Regions from separate parts of the Homo sapiens genome. Here regions 2 and 3 are each linked to region 1. A link is a loop called in an ENCODE intact Hi-C map of the cell type or tissue named here. Cell type or tissue: IMR-90. All regions are shown on one strand.

Evidence for each region. Hi-C counts contacts between places; a loop is a spot of excess contacts. Peaks named below come from ENCODE experiments on the same cell type or tissue, not always from the same donor. Only the 100,000 strongest peaks of a DNase experiment are listed, where the experiment ranks them.
Region 2: a loop joins it to region 1, with 2.6 times the contacts of the local background. A loop is called at or near these places in 2 of 110 quality-filtered maps.
Region 3: a loop joins it to region 1, with 2.7 times the contacts of the local background. A loop is called at or near these places in 2 of 110 quality-filtered maps.

Annotation. Positions count from the first base shown.
Region 1 is chr7:84,646,877-84,649,376 of GRCh38, forward strand. No RefSeq gene overlaps it. Among named protein-coding and RNA genes, the nearest start is that of LINC03017, 120 kb to the left of the region's middle. In IMR-90, no CTCF peak of the experiment used is centred here; a DNase peak (open chromatin) is centred at 1,135; H3K27ac peaks cover 823 bases.
Region 2 is chr7:85,013,445-85,015,944 of GRCh38, forward strand. It overlaps SEMA3D (semaphorin 3D), which reads right to left. Exons shown (of 19, transcript NM_001384900.1): 16 at 1,615-1,772. Among named protein-coding and RNA genes, the nearest start is that of SEMA3D, 170 kb to the right of the region's middle. In IMR-90, no CTCF peak of the experiment used is centred here; no DNase peak of the experiment used is centred here.
Region 3 is chr7:84,187,698-84,190,197 of GRCh38, forward strand. All of the region lies in intron 1 of SEMA3A (semaphorin 3A), which reads right to left. Among named protein-coding and RNA genes, the nearest start is that of SEMA3A, 5.8 kb to the right of the region's middle. In IMR-90, a CTCF peak has its summit at 1,323; a DNase peak (open chromatin) is centred at 344; H3K27ac peaks cover 462 bases.

The DNA of each region.
Region 1 (2,500 bases):
TTAATACATTCATAAATAATAAGCACACAATAAAATTTTTATATTAAAATTTAAAACTTACCAAGAATTGAAAAGAACTGGCAGAAAACAAGTAGAATGTAATGTTAACAGAATGTTTCTTCCTGAATGACATGAAAATTAATTAATATGTCCATAAATAATAAGAACCCAATGAAATTTTAATATTGACCAAATAAAGTAGCTAAGAGTTTCCATAGACATAGGAAATTTTTTGTTTTTCCAAAACAAAAATTACCCTTTAAGGTAACAAAAATTTTGTTTTTTCAAAATTAAAATTCCTCTTTTAGGTTGCCCAAGGAATGATAATATATGTTTTAATATAAAACTTGATTTTGTTGTTAATTTGGAACAAGCTATAATGATTATTTTGCATAAAGTATTTCATATTTTTTTCTGTTTTTCTGTGTTTTCATCTAACATACACTTAATCAGCTATTGCCTGAATGATACTGTGTAACAGATCATTCAGCATTGTCTGCAATATATATCTATATGGGAAATTTCCTATATATTTTTACTATAAATTAAAGCAATCCTATTTTAATTTTCTTAGAATACAACAGTGAAGATTAAAATGAATTGGTTAGATTTGTCAATCACTAATTTAAATAGGCTTAAATATTCATAAGAAATGTCTTTCTTAATAAAAAAAAATTGTGCATATATTAATACCTTACCTCTTTCCTAAAAGACTTGAGGCAGTAGTGGAATATTTCTTAGAATAAAGGGTTTTTTTGAGTCAACAAAAATTATAGCACGCTGTTGGAACTACTATATGAGCTTCTTAATTTAAATAACTCAGGATACAAGGAGTAAAAATTAGAGACCCACATGAGTGAAATATAAGATCTGAACTTCCTGAATGATTCACTTAGGGCAATAACAGGCTATCAATAAAAAGCTATGAACTCTCTCAACCATATGTAAAAAAATAAATAAATAAAATTTTGCACACACAGCTAAATCTCATGTTGCAAATTGTTTTTATATCCATGCTTAAATATTAAGTTCTAAAGAGAATACCCAAGAGAACTGTGGAAAAGGGCTGGTGAACTAGGGACAAAAAAATGCATGGAATGCCTGGAAACAGCTTATTTTACCAAGCTATGAAGTAACTAAAAATGGCAAGAGAATGATTGGAGTACTGTAATTTCTGGGCCCTAAGCCTGTTCTTTAGGAACAATCTGTGTGCATTTGTTTATTCTAAAATGCTAAAATTCCTGACTCAAAGCTTATACAATGAATCTCATTCTGGAAATCATTCCAGCAACTGCAAGAATCAAATGTTGTGAAGAAAAAACTAAGATGAATGGGAAATTATATCCAAAGCATCTGCTGTCAGTGTTGCTCTGATTGGATACAAAGGCATGAACAAGTCATGCAAAAGCTTAGTTCTCACAGAAAACCATGCAAGTCGGGTGCCTTTTTGCCAAAAAAGAAGAGTAATGTACTAAATTTTAAAATGGTCAGTAAATTAAAGAGAATCTTATAGATGATGTGATACTAACACATCTGTGCATTTTGGGTTTTATATCTTGTGCACATTAAATTTTAAACAGGGCGATCACAGAAGGTATATCAGCTATTGCCACAGAGTGCTAAGTAAAAACAACACAGTAACATACAACAACACATGTTTATTTAGCCCACAAGGCTGGGGGCCTGTTACAGGATGCTGATCTAGGCTGAGCTAGGCTGGGTAACTTAGCTCTGCTCCATGTGTTTCTTGTTCTCCTTCTGGGATTGATGGATCAGCCTGGATATATTCTTCTCATCTGGATAGCAGAGGTGCAAAAGGGAAGATTTAATATTACAATTTTTTTTCAAGCAGAAACAATCTATATAACATCCATTGGCAATTCACATGGCAAAGGCTAAAAGTCAAGGGAGCTAGCGGGGAGTGTAGGTAAGTACACAGCACTTGTGCAGGTGGGATAGGGGAATGCATGCTTTTAATCTGTAATATACCATAGAAATCCCTTCTGAAAATAGCTCATTTAAACAAAGAACAATGGAACTAAGGAAGCAGAAAGCTGTGCTTATATTGGACAAACAGCATTACTGGAAGAAGTAACACCAAAGAGCAAAGATACAGAGTTGGGAACATGACACTGATGTATCCAGGAGCTAGAACAGCTTGACTGCAAAGTATAGTATAGAAGAGTCACAGAAGTTAAAGAAGACTAGGCTGTGTATGACATTTTGTTCATTGTAAGTTGTTTGATATTGATTCTGAAATGAGTAGTTTCTGAAAACTTTTGTATGGAATAACAGGTTCCTTCCAAATTATCACCATAACAGCTCTTTCAAGAACAAAATTTTGAAAGCATAGCTGGCACCAGCAAGACAAGGTTGGAGGCTAAAATGCAGAAATTTAACTAAATTGATAATGAAAGAAAGAGTGAATAGAGTGAGATTTGGTATATTTTGTCATTCTTCTCATCTACAAATATTTATTGATTACCTACTATGTGCCAGA
Region 2 (2,500 bases), 370 kb after region 1:
TAATAATAAACAATGGCTTTTGTATCACATCACATATTTTCCTTAAAAGAAAGGAGTAATTATTTTATTAAAAAAAATCCCTGCTACATCTAAGCAGGTCTTACACTCTTACAGCATACTTTCATTTGCTTTGGCTATTTTATTTTGTCACTTCAGAGATCAGAAAAGTACCAGTAAATGTTCTGTGATATCTATAGTGTTCCTTGAGGGTAATGCTGAACAGATGACAACAGATGACAAGATTCATCCATTATACACATCTTTTGGCTCACATGACATTATGTTAGGTAAGGGAAAACATCACAGTGGCATGTCTGAAAGATCAGAGATACAGTCTTGGGAAATACAAGAAGAAAAAATTATGATGGTATAAGGTACATAGGTCAAGAATGTTTTTAAATCTTAGCTTCTTAAGGAACAGGGTCAATTCATCAAACTGAAGGTTTATTACCAACTAATGAGCATTCTTGTTTTTCAGCTTCTAGGAAAGCATTCCCCAAAGACTATAATGAGCAAGTTCTTGGCCAAAAACCATAACAAAATGTGGGTGACTTTTAACTTTTAATTTCTAATAATCATATGTACCCATTTCAATTTAATTCATGGATTTCAGGGAATATAAAATGTTTTCTAATTTTAAGTAATATTTGCTGTTGAACTATACATTCAATTTGTAATTTCCTAGAATTTAGAATTTGAGAAATCAATAAAATTCCAAAAAGAAAAAAGTGTACTTGTGGTAATGAGACTAGCATGTGCCTGTTAGTTTAAAAACAGACCTAAAAATAAATTTGCTTACATTTCACCTAGAGGAAAATATACTTCGAATACTTTAGAAAATAATGTTACTATAATCAACATTTTAAAATAATTAACATAGTATATTTAGCTAGCATCAGGCATATCGATGGGCATTCATATTGTTTCCAGTTATTTTGCTATAAAAATAATGCTGAAATAAACATTCTTGAACATATAACTTTGTTGTACTTTTGCACATGTGTATATAGAACAAATTCCTAGCTTGGAATTGTTGGCTCAAAATAGCATTATTTCTAAGAGCACATAAAGCAATGAACTACAAACAGCAAGGAAACCGTTTGTTGTTTAATTATATGAGTGGCAGAAATTGACCAAGTTATAATTATTAGAGTAAAAATAAAATTATACCAAGTCACTAGGCTGCACTGTGGGTTTCATACAATCTGTGCTTGTACAATCATATATATTTATATATTATTTGCAAAACAGTGGGCATCAGTATATACATATTTAGAAATAAGAAATAAGGAAGGAACAATTATAAAAAAGGCAAAATAGTGAATAAAAACAAACCTTTAATAGTGCTTGACATAAATGAAAGAAAAGAATATATAGAATTTATTAAAATTGTTTGAAGTTCCATATTTCAGAATTTCAGAGCATCTGTTTTACCCTCCTTCAAAATTAAGTTTTATGTAAAAATATAAAACAACATTTTGATTTTAATATTCCTTCCATAGGACATGTTAGTAATATATTTTCTCTTTAACTTAAACTATAAGACAAAGCATTAATGTGAGATATTCAGCTTGTAGAAAGGAAGCCTTTATATTAACTCCATGTGCCTCTTACCTTTTAGAAGTAGGAGCATATCGAGAGCATGCATTTCCATCCCAGGCACAGTAGGGGTCTCTGGCAAGACAACAGTCTGCGCAAGCTTTCCCATAAGTGTCGCATCTGTGCAAGGAGAGCTGAACCAATCCATCTCGGGAACCAATGTACAATTGTTGCTGCAAATCGGGCAAAACAAATGAATTAGAAGCATCTTTCAGACTAGTCTTAAGAATTTCCTTTTCTTGAATATCACATAATACATATAAATCTGTTTCTCTGGGTGTCCTGCCCATTGTAAACACTTGTACAGAAACATAATGAGGAGTAAAATAAGTCAATCATTTCTATCCTGGTTAGATGGTAGTTTGAAGATTTTGATGCTGAAATGGACAGCATTCTACAAGCTTGGCAGTAATTTCAGAAGGTCAAAAACCAGCTGCTAGACAGGAATTAAGATGTCAAATTCTTTCTCAATACTAGAAAATGTACTTTGAGAGATTATGTCCAGCACAGATGCTATAGGCAAAGCTCACGGTCTTCCCAAGACTTCCCATGGCTCCTTATATAAGAGACGACTGAAAATAAATTTATAAAGCATTCCCCTGATTTCAATTAACCATTTCATTTGTTATTAAAGTACTGATCCTTGAAAGAATGTGAGTTATTAGTGGGAGAGAAAGTATTTGTTATCACTCTGAAGAAAGTATTAAACAGGCTTGAGGGATGCTATATCACAAATGAAAGGCTGCATGATACTGAAAAACCCAGCAAACAAAATCACATTTTCAATATAAGTCCTGAAAGTAATGCATTACTTCCCTTATACATTCTTTTGAGTATCTGTGGTAGTAGCGGTGGAGGGGGAGGGGTGATACAAGTGAATAAGCCACAATCTGTGCCTTCA
Region 3 (2,500 bases), 460 kb before region 1:
TTGATTTATTGTAAATTTTCATTCTTATTATTTCCAAAAATAATTTTGTTTTATTAACAGGCATATTATTTGTTAATTTTTAAAAGGTGTGCCAAATAAAGCACAAAATCATTCAACAATGAATAATTCTGTGCTAGCCATTGAGAATATAAAGATGAAAAATACTACATACCCAGCCTTTAGAAACTCAGAATCTGGCACAAGATGATTCACATAAGCAGTTTCACAGACTAAATGAGTCAATTGACATATTCAATAGAATGAAACTTCATTTGGCTTGCTGATGAAGACTCCAGTGGGTCATGTTATATTTTATCTAAAGACATGTTTATGATTGCTGCAACGCTTTAAGTTACTCTAAGTTTTGGTCAACATAGTTTCCCACGCCACATTTCTCCAAGCAAGGGAAACCTGGAAATGCAGGTTTAATGACTCATTCAGGAGATGACAAGATTCCTTAAAATGTGTGGTTCCTTTAAATTTTACCCTAAGCTTGTAAAAACTCCCAAGACCAAACTATTCTTCATATTTATCAACAGGATTTTATTTTTGCTTATCTTCATTCCCCAATTCAAGTATAAATTGTATATTTCCTTATCCTGGGTTTGACAGACTCCAGCTTTGTTACTGTTTGGAAATAGTGTGTGGATTGCCTATTTATACTGATGTTTATGTCTTGGCAATAGTGGGAGATAGTAGCTGGAGACATTCATACTTATTTGTGTCAGATAGAATTTATTGATTCTTCTATATGCTTAATTAAGATAACAGTGTTAAAGAACCTACAGATTAAAAGGAGTCAGTCTTTTAAAAATATACCAAATGCCATTTTCTTAACATTATTTTACTTTTTCAACTACCTACTCTCCAACTATAAATGGCTGTAATAATGTGCCACAGGCAGGCTACTTCATTCTTGGTAAGCACACATCATATAATATGTGATACTTAATATATACAGGCACATGAATCTCTGCTTCCATCATTCTAATTGTTTAGTACCATTGTTTCATTCACTATTTTGTTTTACATTTTACAGATTAATTTCACATATCAAGCCTTATTTAAGTTTAAATGTATGTATTTGCTTTTTACTTAGAAATATTTAGTTTTTCAGGATCAAAATGTACCAATAAATGCATGCAAAGAGCACATCAATATCTTTAGCAAATTTCATTTTAAGTAATTCTTCTGTTTTGTGAATGTTAAATTTCATGACTATTATGCCAATTTTTCCAAACTTGGTCTGCACACCTTATTCTGTGCATATTTACCCTAGTAGCCTGCCCATTTCCAAATTAATGAAAGAGCTGTCACAAATTGCTAGTGCCACCTATTAGTGGAAGCATAGAACTGCAAATCATGGTAATTCCTTTATATAGTGCATTAGAAATCATGAGGGGTAAAAGTCATCCCAAGAATCACACTTGTTCTAATGTATGTTTACAACTGCTGGTCTTTTTAAAATAAACCTTCACTACAAGTGCAAAACTTATTTCAATACTGTCATGAGTTTTGGAGATTTTACCTCTATAACTTTGTAGCAATGAATTATTTATCACATATTACTTTTTCATAAAGGTTTGACAAGAGCAATGTCTTAGTTGATTAATATGTAACTCTGTAATATCATGACTTTGTAAATAGAAGTTGTTGGATAATGATCAATTCAAAATTTATATCACTATTAGTCATTTTGGAAGATTTTGTAAAAATCAGATTAAACATTATTCAAAATAATCCTGACTTTAGATTTTGAAATTCTTCAAAAGTTGTGAAGGTGTGGTATTTTGACTTTTGGAGCTATGATACAAAGGTGTGTCACTGGAGTTAAAATGAGAAAAATTGGGATAATTTAAAATACACAATTTCTTACAGGCAACTTAAAATTCATGATAACTTTAAAATGCAAGTTTCTTAAAATGCAAACCTGAAAACATGATAGAAAATTTAATGCCCTATACAATTATTTATTCACATTAAGCATAATAGCCTCCATAACAACAATTTAACATTAATTTTTATTACTAGGAACATATGCAATCATATTAATTAACTCTAATTAAACGTATTCCTGAAAGATCCATGAAATACATTAAATCTTTACTATAGAATTTAAGTATAATTGACCCCAAATTATAATACATGATTTATATAATAATTAAAATCAGAAAATAAAGGAAAATTAGATATCACAGATCAATATATCTGTTTAGTTTGCTAATATTTTAGTAAACTACGTATTTCATGTCACTGACAATAGTAGAACTCTAGAAATCAGTCACATGAAGAGAAAAAAACCCTAAAAAGTTAGAATTGGGAAAATTATCTATTCAGTATTCATATTTATTTAAGTTGTTAGTGACTGAATATCATTATTAAAGCTGGTGAGTTAGAGGCTTACATGAATTTGTTTTGCGGTCTCAGTTATTTTCTTGATTGCTAAAGTCTACACTGTATAAATTCTTTCAAAGGTCAATCTGGTTGTCAGCTTTAAGCA